Regions from separate parts of the Homo sapiens genome. Here region 1 is linked to region 2. The links are chromatin loops, found by intact Hi-C in ENCODE. Cell type or tissue: ascending aorta. All regions are shown on one strand. Links, peaks and the distances in the headings refer to the core of each region. The heading gives the core; the rest is flanking DNA.

Evidence for each region. A loop is a pair of places that touch in the nucleus more often than their neighbours do. Peaks named below come from ENCODE experiments on the same cell type or tissue, not always from the same donor. Only the 100,000 strongest peaks of a DNase experiment are listed, where the experiment ranks them.
Region 1: it touches region 2 in a loop (7-fold over the local background); 38 of 110 quality-filtered maps call a loop at or near these places.

What each region holds. Positions count from the first base shown.
Region 1 is chr4:119,490,026-119,498,025 of GRCh38, forward strand. PDE5A (phosphodiesterase 5A) reads right to left here. Exons shown (of 21, transcript NM_001083.4): 21 at 4,378-8,000. It also overlaps the pseudogene SEPTIN7P14. Among named protein-coding and RNA genes, the nearest start is that of LINC01061, 83 kb to the left of the region's middle. RefSeq lists a silencer at 503-602. In ascending aorta, for the core only: CTCF peaks have their summits at 538, 3,604 (motif pointing left) and 3,812; no DNase peak of the experiment used is centred there; H3K27ac peaks cover 473 bases.
Region 2 is chr4:119,309,895-119,319,193 of GRCh38, forward strand. It overlaps FABP2 (fatty acid binding protein 2), which reads right to left. Exons shown (of 4, transcript NM_000134.4): 4 at 7,356-9,197. The coding sequence ends at 9,147. Among named protein-coding and RNA genes, the nearest start is that of FABP2, 7.6 kb to the right of the region's middle. In ascending aorta, for the core only: a CTCF peak has its summit at 4,660 (motif pointing right); a DNase peak (open chromatin) is centred at 4,637; H3K27ac peaks cover 3,058 bases.

The DNA.
Region 1 (8,000 bases), core at 1-8,000, 180 kb after region 2:
TGATCTGGAAGCCAGTCTCTCTGCTGTTTATTTTAGGTTGACACCAGCTGGGGTGGGCATTAAACCCTTTATGATAGAGGTCTGCAAATTGTCCCAGGTCTGTTATAGCATCGCTTACATGCTTTCTACTTGGATATTTAATTGTCTTTGTTTTGGCCTCTGGGAATTTCCCTTACTTTCTTAAGAGCTATGTCAAAGGATATTTGCTTTATTTTATAAAACATAAGTATGAAATATTTATACTTTATAAATATACTTTTAATACTCATCATTCATAAGTATAATAATTTTGTAAGTATTTAAATAAGTAGTAGTAGATGTTTCAAGTTCTCTAGTCTGCTACTTTTAGATCTTTAGATATTCTAATTCTTCTGCCTGGAACGCTCTTTTCCCTTTTCACTTGACTAAACCAGAGGTCACATCCTTAAGGAAGCTGTGAGCTTCAAGTTTGAATTAAATACCCTCCACTCTTTACCCTCAGTGCATAGATCTAATGGCTTGTTTGCCCTCGTGTGTTTCCTCCACTGAACTGCAAGCTCTGTGAGCCCATGCCTATTTAGTGTACCCTAGCTTGACACTTAGTAGAGAACCAACTATTTGTGAATGAATGCATGTCTTCTGTTGACATGTTTGCTTATTATTATTTTTTTTAATCCTGCCTCTTGGCTTGAAGTTGTTTGTTTCCATAGATTTTTAGCCTTCCGCCTTTATGAATTTTCGTTGGTGTCTAGCAATAAAAGCTCCCACTGGGAGTAACTTCACACTGGTTGTCAATTTATTAATGAAAGCCTGGCAACTAACATGTTTTTCACAGTAGAAACAGAAATATATTTTTCTAAAAACTTTTTTATTATTCAGTCAGTTTTTTCATATTACATTTCAGCTCTTGTTCAACTGAGGATTCTTTTAAAAATGCTATATTGATTTTTCTATTGCCCTTCACTAAAATTACCTTCTTCATTATAAAAAACTCAATTTTATGTCAGGTAAGAAACAATGGGAATCTATTCTTTTACTCCATAGGTATTTGTTGAGTCCCTTCAAAGTACAAGAAAGAATGCAGAGAGATGCTGGTAGTTCAGGAAGGCTGTGTAATTCAGGTGGGGCCGGGGAGAACTGAATGTTTCTCGAGGATGGAGCCAGAGTAGAAAAAGAGCAGCAGAGGCTCCAGAAAACAAAGTTACAGTCCTCTCCTCATCTTCCAAGGAGTGTTACTGATTTACTGATTCTTTTCTATAGGTTTTATTTTTAATTGACACCTAGCAATTGACACCTAGCAATTGCACACATTTATGGGATACAGTGTGATATTTCCATATATATATTATATATATATATATATAGCATAATGATCAAATCAGGGTAATTGTCTAATCCATCATCTCAAACATTTATCATTTCTTTGCAGTGAGAACATTCAAAATCCTCTCTTCTAGTTATTTGGAAATATAAAGTACAATATTGTTAACTATAGTCACCTTACTGTGCACTAGAACACCAGAACTTATTCCTCCCATGTATCTGTAATTTTGTATCTGTTGACCAATCTCTTCCCCTTCCCGACCCCCCAACCCCAGCCTTTGGTAACCATCTACAGTGTACTTCTATGAGATCGGTTTTTAAAAATTCCACAAATTAATGAGATTACGTGGTATTTGTCTTTTTGTGCCTGGCTTATTTCACTTAACATAATGTCTTCAGGTTCATTTATGTTGCCACAAATGACAGGATTTCATTCTTCTGAATGGCTGAATAGTATTCCATTGTGTATATATACCACATTTTCCTTATTCATTCATCCTTTGATGGACAATTAGGGTGATTCCGTATCTTGGCTATTGTTAATAGCTGCAATAAACATGGGAATGCAGGTATCTCTCTGACATTATTTTATTTCTTTTGGATAAATACCCAGTAGTGGGATCGCTGGATCTACTTATTTGTCCTTTATTTAAAATTATTTTATTTTTTAGCGATAAACGTCCCACTCTATCACCTAGGCTAGACTGCAGTGGCTTGATCTTAGCTCACTGTAACCTTCAACCCCTGGGCTCAAGCAACCCTTCTGCCTCAGCCTCCGGAGTAGTTTGGACTAAAGGCGTGAGCCACCATACCCAGCCAACTTACTTATTCTCATAGGCTCAGTAGAGCAACTTTAGTAGCTATTTCTGTAGGCTTTTCTGGAGAGAGAGAGAGAAAGAGAGACAGATAGAGAGCAGTTGTAGCTGAGGTAGAGTTGATGACCACGTTTCATGGCAGATCAGTGAGACCAGAGAATTCCTGACTTTCAGAGCTGGGTGGTAAAGGGGGAAGTTTGCTTCTTACAGTTACATGCTGATTGGTGTCATATAAAGCCTTAAAACACTCCTATTGGGTAAGACAAAAATGATATGAAGTGGAAATGTGAAAAATAGCTTTGCAGGTAGTTAGTATCAGGTATATTAAAGTTAGAAACTATTATGAAGGTTGGCATGGTGGCCAATGCCTGTAATTTCAGCACTTTGGGAGGCCGAGGTGGGTGGATGGCTTGAGCCTAGGAGTTCGAGATGCTGTCTCTACAAAAAATGGGTGTGGTGGCATGGGCCTGTGATCCCAGCTACTTGGGAGACTAAGGTGGGAAGATCACTTGAGCCCAGGAGACATAGGTTGCAGTGAGCTGAGAAAGCATCACTGTACCCCTGCCTGGGCAACAGAGTGAGACCCTGTCTCAAAACAAAACAAAAAAACCCAAACCCTGTTATTATAGTTCATGTTCAGTGTTTTTTTCTTTAGCTATGCAAGCTTGTCCCTGAGATTCCAGTTTAGGAAGAGGAATCCTAAAATTGGGATTGCCGTTAGATAACTGAAAGAACCAACTCAGTTCCTGTGGCTACTGCCTAAAATCCCTTTGTCCACCATAAACACACCTTTGCACAGGTGTGTGCACATGCACACAAACACACATACTTAAAATGAGGAAAGCCAGGAAGAGAAATCACATATGCTAGTCAGTCAGATTTCTTTTGATTAAAATAATCATGATTTTTATTCTATTTGTAACTTGTGGGTTTTATTTTGAACAAATGGTTTGTGAACTGGAAACATGTTTTTCTGAGCTATAATCTGAATACAGCTTAAAACTGTGAAGAATATTTTCTTCAAGTTTTAAGTATTTCTTCTAATTTAATGTTATGTGCCTTAAGAATAGAAAATCATAGGCTGACATTTCCATATATCAAATGTAAGAATCCCTGTTTGCTAAGAATGCTACAGAACTAAGAGCAACAAAGCAGGTTCAAGAGTTGTCAAATGTGTCCCTTTTCCATAGGAAGGGTAGATGTCTACCCAAATGGAATATTGAGTATCAGAGACTTCAAATGATAACTTTTGTTTGTTTGGAGAAAATCTTGAGGACGTGATCACTGTACAAAAGGTAATAAGCAAGTCTTAAACAATTTTCCCCCCTACCTTTTATTTTCTCTATTGATTTTTTTCCATTTATTTTTATTTAGCCACTAAAAATCTTAAAAAAAAACACACAGTTTTATTAGTTCTTTATGGTCAGGAAGGAAGATTACTTCTTTAAATATAACTAAAACTCTGGCACTCTCTAGTGGTCAGAGAATCTAAAATATTGTTCTACATGAGCTTATACTTTACTTCTTCCTTTAGCTTTATGAATTAGACATAACCTAGATATTCTGCCCCACATGAAGAAGGCTTGTCTAATGGCAAAATAATGAAATCAGAAATTCTGCATTTACTCATAATTTCACACCTCTAGACTAGAAGCACTGAGATACAGTGGTGTGGGAGTCTGTGAAGGCATTTTCTTAGCTATTACCAGATGAACTAAATTAAGAAATGTTAACTGTAAAAACTCAGACAAACCAAACCTGCTGGGTGAGGGAATTCCTGTCTCTAATGCTTCCAGATAGCCCATTTGGCTTGTAAGAGTGGATTTGAGACCTTTATAAATTTAAATTCAAAAAGAGAACTAAGGAATAGACCCCTTGCTTTGCAACTAGACAGATCTGGGCTCAAATCCAGCTCATGCCATTTGGCCAAGTATTCAGCTCCAAGCCTCAGCTCCTCATGGAGCATCAGGCTGGTAATAATCACCCTCCAAAGAGTCATTATTGACTTGAAGTGAGAAGGAGATGGAAAACATTGCCCCCAAATTGGCAACAAAGAGTATTAATAAAAGGAAGACTATTATTGAGAAGAGTCTAGGCTAAGGAAAGGATTACTTTTCTTCGGCTAATAGGATCACAGGTTAGCTTGATTAAAGTCTCTCAAAGTATTGGGCCCATTCTCTCTGCCTAAAATCCAAACTCCCCTATTAATTCCCCTCCCTTAAAATTCAGAGTCCCCTAATAATCACACAGTATTCATACCTACTTGATCATTCTTTTTATTTTTACAAAGCATGGCAAAATGAGGAAACCACTGACAGGTGAAGAATTTGCACAATGGAAAACCACCTTGACCATCTCATGACTTTATACAGGAATCGGAGGTAAGTGTTCCTTTAAAGTGATTTTGTCATGAAAGAGTCATCTGAAATGACTCTCGTGATGGAGGAAAGGAAAGTAATGAAATCAACATTCATGGTTATTTAAAATGCCTTAAAAGCTAAGCATAATATACATAGTAACTCCTTTTCCTAGTATAAAAATAGTGCCAGAAACTATATTTGTTCAAATATATTGAAAAGGTATAAGAATACAAATAGATATTAACAGTGGCTAGTGATGCCTCATAAGGTTTTCTTAAACTGTAATATAAATTTATATTTTCAACTATTTACATTGCTTTCAACAACATTCATTAAGACATGTTTACACAGGCTTTTAGTAAGTATATGGAATGGTAAAGTGAGCTTTAATACTTTCTTCTTCACTCTCTGTAGTAGAGCAGAAGGGGTCCAAAACCATGCACAATTTAACAGTCCAGAAGAACTGTGTAATCTTTACCTGGCTAGCACATGGAAAAAATAAACTATATACAAGAATACAAAACTCCTAAAGTGTTCTTCAACTATCAGCAGGTTAAGTGATTCATACTTGCAAAAAGACAGGATGTTTGTTTACTGGTAGATTCTTAGTAAGTTTCAGGTAAAGAAGGTGCATAAAACATATGTTATTGATGAAAATGGAAATGATGCAGTATACCCCATGTTCTCACATTAAATTGGCAGTATCAGAAGCTAAGTCTCTTCTCTAGCACCTCCTTCAGGGACCGTGAGCTCCTTGGGGTCACTGCTCTGTCTCCACAGCAGAGCACGGTACCTAACATGTGGCAGGACTCAATAAAAGGTGGGTCAGTGTATTTCTGATACAAAACAATTAAATTGTGCCACCTTATTTTGACTACAGTTGTTCATAAGAGAGGATAACGATGACATTTTGTATCCTCTCATATTAAATCAATCTTGTAAACAAAAGACAATTGCTTGTGATGGCCTGTTAAGTTTTAGGAGTACAATCTGGTGAAAAACACAGAAAAAAATTGTAGATCAAATTGGAACAGGTCTAATATTTATTTGCTATGCTGAAAATAAAGGCACTTCACTGCTAGGCAAGAATATATCTGTGACTGAACAGTTTTCTCCAAGAATCCAATATTTCCAGTATATTTTCATATACTTTCTTATCTCTAATACTCCTATTAAAGGAAACTATTATTCAAAATTAAGAGACAGTGGTGACAACATCATCATCCTGGGTTTGTACCTTGAAGCAATATACTCAATGAGCTCTAAATCTCACATTCACTAGTGATCTGCAAGTGAAGCTGAATAAATATATTCTCTTTGTTCAGTCATGGAAACTCAACATTAGAAATGACATGTGGGAATAGATCACCTTCTCTCTAGACTAATATCCCATTTCTGACAGTGGTCTCCATGGCCCATTGGGGCTTATAAAGTAGCTGCCTTCTGTGACATTCTGCTTGAAGACAAAGGCTTTGCCCAAACATAACTCCTTTTAAAAAAGCACAACTTGTTTAGGCACACAGAGGTTAAGTGACTTACACAAATCCACCCAGGATTGTGATTGGCACGGTCTAATCTACTGAAAAATATAAGGCCAGGCAATTATATAGATATCTTTTAACAAGTTAGTAAAATAGTGGGGACTTTTCTGGCTAAAAATTGTAATTAAATGGTATGTTACTCTGTTATAACTAAACAAACAAAAAATCTAGAACAAGAACTTCTTGCTAGTTATGGGTAATATAAATACAGAGTAAGGTGAAGGAGGACTGTATGTATATTTTTCCAACTTGAGAAGATACTAGAAAGGAAATTAAAAATTATTTGAACCAATTAACCAGCCCTAAAGAAGTACTCTGCTTTGTATGAACTAAAATATCCAACAAAGAAATAAAATAGGCATTGCCCAGCTTCCTTTAATGTCTCAACTAGTAAAGTAAAATAAACAATATTCAAAGGCAGACCAAACCATTTCTAATCTAAATATATCTTCTTGCTTATTAAAATGACACACATACAAAGCCTCTAAACACGATCTACCATGTCTTTAAAAAATTTCTCAGTGACACATACTAGAGGGGACCAAACAAACTACTAAAGCATAAGTACATATTTTAGCATAACTGCTAAATCACAATGTAATAAAAAGGTTTATTAAAGATTGCTATTCTTTATGCAATTTTTCTATACTAAGGATTTATGTATGCATGCATAAGTATACACCTGTATGTATATATAACTATTATTTTAGTGATAGTCTGTGTATTTTACACACCAGTGCCACAAAGGGGCAACCTTACAAATTTTATCTGTATGGCAAAAAAAATAAAATATCCTGAAAATACAAGTATACAATACATATAGCATTAAACAGTTGGTAACTTCCTAGATTAACCTTTACCAAATACAAAATAATGGCAATACAATGTGTTTTGCTTCTATTTTTTGTTTTTTTACCAGAATGATAAAAATAAAACTGCATTATGTCAAGATATTTGTACACACTCAGAATTTTAAAAACTTAAGGAACATACTGAATTTTAGGCAAAATTTAGGGGAATCGGGACATAGATGGAAAACACATTTTGGCGAAAGGTCCTTGAGAATGCTGGATTACCATGTCCCTTAGAAATTTTCTATCCAAATTAGTGATAGAAACTCAGATCAAATATCTTTTTTGTGGGTTGGAGGTAGAAGTTAACAAATCAAGCAAATCTCTCCTTCTACTCTCCCCAAATCCAAACATTCCTGCATATTTGAAACAAATTTTCCTTTCCTAGACCAGTTGCTTAATTCATTATCTACTTCTCCAATATTGAGTAAATGTGTCTTTAGGGGCACACATGTAGAATATTAATCCACTTAAATGGGCTCAAATTCTAAGAAAATATTAACTATACTAAATGTTATGGGAAGAAAATACATTGAATGTGAGTTAAGGGCCAGTGTTTAGCATTCACATCCAGGATTCTCTGGATCTCAGTTGACTTGTCCTATACATCAAAATATGGCAATTTTTCAATCACAATACTGCTAAATGTTATTCAGGCATAAAGTTTCTTACCCACTGTTCCCTCAAATTCATTTTTGACCCTAGTATTGGCAATAGCCCTTTGCTATTTATATAATTAAAACTTTTCTTTAAATTTCAATTGACAGGAAAAAGAGTCATTTTGTACTCTCTTATCTATAACCATGTCTCACTTCAAGTCAATGCTACAATTGTCACTTTTATTTTGAAAAGGAAGCTCAGAAGGAAAAAAACTCTTAGAGAGATCTTCTAACAGAACATTTTTCTTCACTGATAGACATCCAAGGCCATTCCATTTCTAAATCACACTTATCCCTCAATCAAGTCAGTGACTGGATCATCTCCTAAGGTTTCACCTGCTTTGCATCAGGTAGGTGAGATGAAAGTGATTTTATGGGTAGCTTTCAGAAAAATGTACTGCACTGAAGTGACAAAGTTCTGTCTTGCCTGTTCTCTCACAAAACAGCATATCAATTAAATAATGTTTTCTTT
Region 2 (9,299 bases), core at 1-8,000:
CCACAACAAAAAGTCACATTGGTCTTCATTAGGGGACTAAATCTGTAGAATAAATTACAGATAATTCCTGTAGTTTATTAAGTTGGACTCTCTGGAAGCAGTCAGGGTAGCAGTTCTTAAGTAAATAATTCTCTTTATGTATTTTTATGTATAGAGAGAGGGAGAGACAGAGTCTCACTGTTGCCCAGGCTGGTCTCAAACTCTTGGCCTCATGTGATCCTTTCACCTGGCCTCCCAAAGCACTGGGATTTCAGGTGTGAGCCACCACACCTGGCCCTTGCCTTTATGTCTTAAGTGGGGCTCTTTAAGGTCTTAAAAGGTGAATTTTTCAAGTGCTGAGAAAATTAAAGTAGAAAAGCTTAGAAGACACTGGGTCTGTGAGGTAGAGGACACCTAAGCCCTTTTGGCCCCCATGTTCCAGCTGATAGCCAAAAGGTAGCGATAGATGTGAAAGGAGGAGGTTCTGCTGCCAGCTAAACCCCAATATTCCAGGACCTATGGTAAGACTTTGAGGACACCATCTAGTCCAGTACTTTGTTCTCAGATCTGATTGAACAAGTCCAGGTGCTTCAGATAATCGCTTCTTGTGACAACTTCAGGTTGTGCCATTCTTTACTCCCTGAAAGGAATATTAAAGTGGAAAACCTCAAGTAGTATTGCATTAAGAATGAGCTAGTGTACCCTCTTCTAGGTGCAGAAAGTAGAGTTGACAGTGTAGGCATTGTTAGGCTTCCATGAGGATTTCTTTTGAAAAGATGTTCCCTGCTTAAAAAATAAATGACAAATTTAGAGTATTCTCAGAGTTCAAAAGAAAAAGTTTATTTTCCCCCTATTTTCTATGTTGGCAAATGGGCCACATAAAGGTGCAGTTCTGTTCATTTAAGCTTTTGGAGTATTGCAACAGGTACCTCAAAGTTGGGGAAATGTTACTTGATTTTGAAAAGCATGAGGCATAGGAGGTAAAAGATGACACCAAAAAGCTAACCTAAATCAACTTAAGAGGGATACAGGCTCATGGTTTGTTAGTGGTCAGAGTTATAGAATGTAGGCATAGTGCAGCTGTGGTGTTTCTCTCTGTTTCTTCATCATTCCCAGGCACACTAAATTTCATAAACAACTTTATTTTCATAGAGTGACTCTTGCCTGGGGATTAAGGGTACTCCCTAGGAACCTAAGGGAATGAGTAAAATGACCCCCACAGGAAGACAGGGCTACTCTCCCTGGTGTGAGAATGACTTCATCAATTTGTAACCCAGGCCGACTAAATATATCAATCATGTGTTGTTTTTATAACAGCTAGAAACTGGGAAGAATAGAGTTCATAAGGTTTTCAGTATTGTTACCTCACAAAATAATCCTTCAGAAATTCCAATTCAAAACATAGAAGGAGTCTATTGTTTGTTTCATAATGCTTATTTTGTTACATTACTCTGTTCTTCCTTAGCTAGCAACTTTGAGCCCCCATAGGCTATGCTAATTAGGCTCTTTATTTATTTTTTTGAGACACAGTCTCTTCCAGCCTGGAGTGCAGTGGCGTGATCATGGCTCACTGCAGCCTTGACCTCCTGGGCTCAAGGGATCCTCCTGCCTCAACCTCCTGAGTAGCTGGGATTGCAGGTGTGAGCTACTGTATCCAGCCCTAGGCTCACTATATTACAGAGCCCAGAAACACTCAGTGTAATTCCAAGGCTCTTTAAGACTGTCACTGGCTCAAGGATCCAAATCCAGGCCTCTGACTAAAACATACTTAGAATGGCTCATTCTCTCACTCCCTTCAAGTGTTGCTCAAATGTTACCTATTCAGTGCTATCTTACTCCCTATTTAAAACTGCACCCATGATCTCACCTCTGACACTCCACATCCCTCTTTCTGGTTTTATTTTTCTCAATAGCGCTTATATCATCTAATGTACTATATATTTTACTTCATTCTCTTGTTTATTATCTGTATCCCTTCCATGATGACAGGGATTTTTGTCTGTCTTGTTCTTTGTTGTAGCTGTAACACCTAGATCAGCACCTGGCACATAGTGCCTGCATATAAGACATGCTTAATATATATTTTGATGGACGATATTTCGAATGAAAATTTACCTACATAACCACATCAAGTAAAATTGAATTTGGACTCTAGGACAACTGCTTGGGTCCAAATCCTGGTTCAGCGACTTATGGCTGTTGACCTTGGGCAAGTTATATAACCTCTCTCTGCCTCAGTTTTCTCATGTGTAAAATGAGACTAATAATAATTGTTCTTATTATATAGACTTTGTTGTGATGATGAACATGAATTGGTATTATAAAGCACTTTGAAAAATACCTGGCACATTGGAAACACCATGTATTAATAAATGTTAACTTGTAGTGGTAGAAGGAGTTGCATTTAACTGTATCTGAGTTAGTGCTATGTTTTATAAATAAAGCATTTATTTAGATTTTATGATATCCCCCTTGTGTGTAGGAGCCAATTTGTATGAAAATAAGGATGACAGGAGTCTGATGTGTGAGTTAGGCCCTTTAATAATTCAAGAAAGTCTGTACAATTAAGCATCTTATGAAAAATAGTTCAATGGAAAGTATAATTCAAGATTGCATATATTTCTATGAAAGCCTACCGTTACTCCTTTATAATACTTATCGCAATAATTTTTACTTATTCAATATGTCTTCTATGTCTAGATTCTAAGCTAAGCAGATTCAAAGTTCCATGGGAACAAAATAGATTTGTCTTGTTCACCACTAAAACTCATGTCATATTTAGCACATGGTAGGTGCTTGGTTCATATTTGGTTAAAGGAATATGTATTCTTGGCTACTCAGAATACGAGGAGCCTATACTGAACAAGTTATCTTTTTATCCACCAGAAGCAAGAATTCATTACTTCCACATCTAAAAATGTTATCTCACCCCTCTTTTCTTCTATCCGGTTTTTGTTTACTAGAACTCATCATGACTGCTTTTACCTCATGGCATCTGTTGTTTGCTTTTCCATCTGTATCTTAACTTTTGCCCATCATTACTAGCTAATGACTTTCTCTGTGTATTGAAGTCAAATTCTCAACAGAGACCCTACCTGGTTTTAATTAATGAGAATTATTGGTCTTGGACAGAGTTCTCCTATCATTGGCTGCTCTCAAGTATAGAAATTGACTGCCCTTGGGTCAGGTGGCCATTTTTGACCTAATCAGATATGGCTAGGGTGATCTGGTTCAGAATAAGTTTATCTGTTTGTAAAGAACAACAAGGACTTATTCCCTCAGTAGATCTTCTGGGTTTAAGAAAGAATGGGGAAAGCTGGCTTTCTGAGGCTGGGGCTGCCCAGCATGCCCCAAATTACAATCATTAATATTTGCTATGTGTTAGAGGGATACAGTGTGGGGTATAGATATAAGACCCTATCCTTGCCCTCATATAGCTCACAAACTAGAGGAGGCAGGCAAGCAGATTGAATATAGAGTAATGGTATTGCTGGAGTTGAACACTTTGTGCCATGGGAACATGCAGGACAAACACTCAGTCTGGACTGGGATTGTGAAATAACCTCCATCTTTACTGAGGTTTCTCTGTTCCAAGTATATGTTAAAGAGAGGAAGTTCTGTGTCACAATGATGCCCTTCAGTATCCTTTTTTTAAAAAAAATCTTGTTTAAAAGTTTCTAAATTAAAACCCAGTGAAGGCATTGAGCATATACTCCTTTACCTAAAAGACATTTTGTTTTCAAGTTTAGGAAGAGTACTGTTCTTTGACTTTCAGGTGTTTTCTCCAGTGAATATAGTGAGTGTGCCAGAATCATTTGATAAGAACAGTTACACTACCTGTAATCTGAGAGATGTGGCTTTGAAACTGGGCTGACATTTAGGGAGCACTTCCTTGCCTGTCCTCCTTCAGAGTTCTACTACTCCTTCATTTCACAGCAGTCCTAACTACTAATTGTTTAAGCTCCCTCTTTCATTCCTGGAAATCTTGATTACATGGCAGGGAGGACTTCTCGCAATCCATCATTCTAATGGAATCTTCAATGAGGATATATATGGATGAGAGAAGCCCTCTGGAACACTATGCTTTATCCATGACTATTGATTTCCACCATTTGCTTCAAACTTTCATCTTCTGCCACTGTCTTGCATACTCTTCTTTTCCAGTCAATTCTCCAGTAAAATCTGTTCCAGACAATAGCTTGAAGGTTGGTCATCGGGCCTGAAGGCAATATACACCACCCTGCATATTAGCACCCACTGAGTGAGAGTATAACCCTACTCTAGATGACCATCCAATGCTGAAGATGATGATGCTATTCTTGGTATTTCGATTCAGACCCAAGATGAGCCTGAGAGTTTGTATCCATTTGAGGAAATTCTTAATCACCTAAATATCTCTACCAATAGTGTTCATCATTAAATACTTGCTGTCTGGCACATAGTGCTTTTTTAAAATTATTTTTTGTTCAATAAATGAAAGCAGTTTTAGTGGATCGGTTCAAGAGGAGTCTTTGTATTAGCTTTGTTTAGTGTGGAGTTTGGAACTGAAGAAGCATTTAATAATTAACATTTTAAAGTGTAGACTACGGTATATCAGACCTTTCTGGAACACTCCCTAGACACTGAAATGCGGCAAAGACACTGCATTGGAAACCTCCGAAAGAGTCTGTATCCTTGGCCAGCAGATGGCATTCTTATACTATAGTTTAGAGAAAGCAAGTAGCAAAAGGTAAAGAAGCACTTCTTAATGATGAAGTGACCATCTACCTCCTTTTTCCCTTCCCCATCACCACATAACCTTATCTCACTTCCATTTTATCCCAGGCAACTATCTTTTCCATCCATCCATTCACCCTTCTTTAGGTGCCTAGAGATGTCTTGCTACCATTCTCTCTAGTTGCTCATAGGAAAATATCTTTTGTACTTATTAATAGTCAATCCATAGAAATAGGACAAGCCACATAATTTTCAGGGCCCTGTGTAAAATGAAAATGCAGAAGTTGTTCAAAAAGTATTGAGAATTTTAGGACAGTAAGAAAAGAGCATTAAACCAAGCACAGGGCCCTCTGAGCCCACACAAGCCATACACCCATGAAACCAGCCATACTTTATAATGTAAATATTTCCCTCTTCCCATCCTACCTTCCATTGTTCTAATGTCCTGTCCCCTGTGACCCACACCAAAAAGGCTGCTTAAGAAAGGAAGGAATCACTAAATGTCATTCAGACATCATAGAATCTTAGCACTGAAAGAAAATTTGGAGATCTAGTTCAATCCTCTCATTTTAAAGATGATTAAACTACATTCCAAAGAGATGAAGAGACTCTCCCAAAGTCCCCAGCTAGTTATGTCACAGACTGGACTGGAACTAAGTATTCTCATCTACCAGGCCAAGGCTCACTCTCTCACGCAGACTCCATGAGAGGTATTTTAAGAAAAGAGTTTTCCCATCTACTCAGGATATACTTTGCCCCATTTTCTCTAGAGGAGAAGGGTACATGTTTATGTTACATTTGAGTACCAGGTATATGCCAGGCATTACACTCGATGTTTTATACATAATACCTCAATTGCAACAAGCTCAGAAAATCATTACATTTTCCCCATTTTTCAAATGAGAAAAATAGAGAATCAGAACTTGAATTTTAGTCAGTAAATGGGCAGACAAGAATTTGGGCAAGTCTGTGATTCTAAAACCCATTCTTTTTCACCACATCATTCCTAAATTTTAGGAAAGCTGAGTCAGCCTGTGTTTCCTGAACATTGGTCTTGTTTTTGGTCAGCTCTGGGTGATTTGGGGACTCTTTCCAGGCTATGTTCTTCAAATTTACCAGGTTTGCTACTGCCTTGGTGTCTTTGCTCCAGGGTGTTTCCTCTGCTTGAAACACTCTTCCCCCAGATATTTCATGAAAAACAGGACCACGTGTTGGAGAGGTAACAGGGCATCTGATCATATAGGGTCTTACAGGTCATTGTAAGAACATTGGCTTTTTCCTCTGAGTGAAAATGGAAGCCATTGCAGCAGTTTGAGCAGATAAGCGATGTGATCAGATTTAGATTTTTAAAGGATCCTTCTGGCTGCTGTGTAGAAAAAGAGACTAAAGGGGTGGAGTAGGGAAGGTAGAAGTTCTTGGGCTTTTTAGAGAGTTGTAACAGTAATCCAGGAAAAAGATAATGGTGGCTCATACTAAGGTGATAGCAGTGGAAGTGATGGGAAGTGGTTGGATTCTGGAGTTATATGTGTATGTAAGTACTATATTTTTAACTTCTTGTTATGGAAAATCTCAAATACATACAGAAGTACAGAGATGAATATAATGAATTCCTGTGTTCCTATTCAGTGAACCTATCATATGTTATTATGTGTCAGGCACTTTGCAACAGCTGCAAGAATTGCCAACTTGTATCAATCTTCCTCCCCAACCCTAGATTGGGGAGAAAGCAATTTGAAGCAAATCCCAGATACCATATTGCATGTGTAAATATTTCAGCTTCTACTACTCCAACTGCTTCTGACTGCCCCGACATTCTGCTATCTACCCTATGGTTACTGCTTGTTCATAGTTTCAGGTACTCATGACTTCTACTTATTGTCTGCTCTATTTGTCCTCTTTAAGCCTTTTTCCTTGCTATCAACTACTAACTGTGTACTTCTCAAATTCAAACTCCCTAGAAAGAGGTTCTTGCAGGTTCAGTTAGTTGTCATTTTTCCTTCTACACAGAGCTCATGATCTGGCCAAATTGTGGTAGATTGGCTGCTCTTGGGTCAGGGACCCTCTTTTGGCCAAGCAGGGTGGTGTAATGACAAGGTTGGTTTTCCCGAAAAACGGTTGTTGAAATGGAAGTCACTTAACAAATAATAGGCTGTTCTCCAATACTAATAAATAGTGGAAATTTAATTCTAGAAAGGATATAAATGGTGAAAAAAGTCAGCCTGCAATGAGACTAGAAATAGATAAGTGTCTAATCACTCAACACCATTATTTTACAGTCTGACCTGACTCATTTAGAGTGCTATTCTTGGGTGCCACTGAGGAATTAAGGACATTTTTTTTCTTAATATATTTTTGTTTATAACAGGCTGAGTAATAGCATAGATCATAATGATCTAGGCTGAAAGTCAAGACCTACATTTAATTCTTCTGTTCATCATGGACTTTGTACAATATTAGACAAGCTAATAAACTTCTTTGTGCCTTTGTCTCTCTCAGTTTTTGTATTGAGATTAATACCTGCCTTTTCCTGATTCATATATGGTAGACACATAAGATTAGAGGGATAAAAATACATTGAGCTTTTATGAAGAGAAGCATGTGAAAATCTAAATAATTACTATTTCCTATGTGAAGATTTTTATGAAATTATAAAATGAACATAGATTTAAGGTATTTTTATATAAATTTAAGGAGTACAAGTATAGTTTTGTTACATTGATATATTGCATAGTGGTAAAGTCTGGGCTGTAACCATCACCCCCTGAATAATGTACATTGTACCCATTAAGTAAATTATCATCGCCCCCTGCCAACCCTCCAACTCTTCCAAGTCTCCAGTGTCTATTATTCTACACTCTGGTGTGTCCATGTGTATACATTATTTAGCTCCCACTTATAAGTGAGAACACGCAGTATTCAGCTTTCAAAGATTACATACTCTCTATTCATTTTCATCAGGTACTCAAACATTTTTCTTCCTACATTTTAATATATATGTCATATGTATATACCACTTAGAACAGTGTGTGGCAAGTAGTAAGAACTATGTAAATGTTAAGCTGTTATCTACATCAGTGTGAAAAAGAATTTGTCAAAAGTCTATAGAGTTGCAGCTGCAAATGCTTAAAAATTGTACCCCCTCTCCATCCCCTAATATGTACCCTGCTAAAATACAATTATGTGAAGCACATAAAATTTTACGTCATGTGAAAATATGAATAAAAGGAAACTTTTTGAGCCCTGGAAAATTGGCAATGTATGTGTTTATGTGAAAAAACCCACAACAACAAAAAAGAAGGGGGTGGTTAAAAATAACATTGATAACTGATATCTCCATTGTTCTCAAAGACAAGTTAGTGGACAGGCTGCATCAGAATCACCAGGAAATTTTCTAGAATTCTTGGTTCTATTAGCGATTCTGATATAATAGAATAACAGTGGAGATTAAGAATGCAGAAATTGTTTAAGTTTCTCAGATGATCCTGATTTTCAGCCAAGCGTGGGAATGACTGATGTGTACAAAAATGTAATACAATAATTTAATTTAATGTAGTACATCATTTATTTCCTATCATCCTATTCAAAGTGGTATGTATTGGGAAATATCTGCCCCCAGGGAAGAGAGCTGAGAGGATATCTATCAAAATCAGAATGGCAATTATCTCTGGATTATGAGTTATGGAAATACTTATTTTACATTTGTGTTTCTTATTTCTAAGTTTTCTGGTTGAGCATATATTATTTTTATAATAATAGATATTACTTACAACCAGTGCCAGAAAATTATTCACAACCAGTTCAAGATGTTAAAGACTCATATGCAGCCTATGCTTTTAGTTTATCAAATGTAAAGAAAAAAAACAACTTGAGAGGCTGAGGCAGGAGGATTGCTTGAGGCCAGGGGTTCAAGACCAGCCTGGGCAATATAGCAAGACCCCATCTCTAAAAAAAATAAAAAGAAAACAAAACAAAAATTAGCTGGGCACTGTGGAATGTACCCATAGTCCTAGCTACTCAGAAGCCTGAGGCAGGAAGATTGCATGAGTCCAGGAGTTTGAGGTTACAGTGAGCTATGATCTCTCCACTACATTCCAGCCTGAGTGAAAGAGTAAGACCCTCTCTCTACGAAAACAGTCTGTCAATTCATATTCACATACTTTTTCTTTTAAAAGGCAAGGCTACATATAAAGCAACATGGACGCAATATTTATTTTTGTTTTTTAAAATGTCACAAATTCTTTTAGTAAATATATATCTTAGAGAATATAAAACAAATTAAATCCTAATTAGCTTTTACTTCTTTTGCTTTGGCATGAATGGAAATATACCAATGTTTATAAAAGGACCAATCAATCAGTAACCTTATACTTGATGGGGTGAAATAAATAGTTCTGGTACAATATAGATCTTCTGTCCAATTTGTATTTTGGACTGTGCGCCAAGAATAATGCTCAATCCTTTTTAAAGATCCTTTTGGCTTCTACTCCTTCATATACATAAGTCTGAAAGGTGTTAACAAACAGAAGAATTTATCTTTAAGGTTTACATCTAAGTTAAGAAAAAGTAGTATTATAGTTTTATACTATATGAGTTTATACTATTTT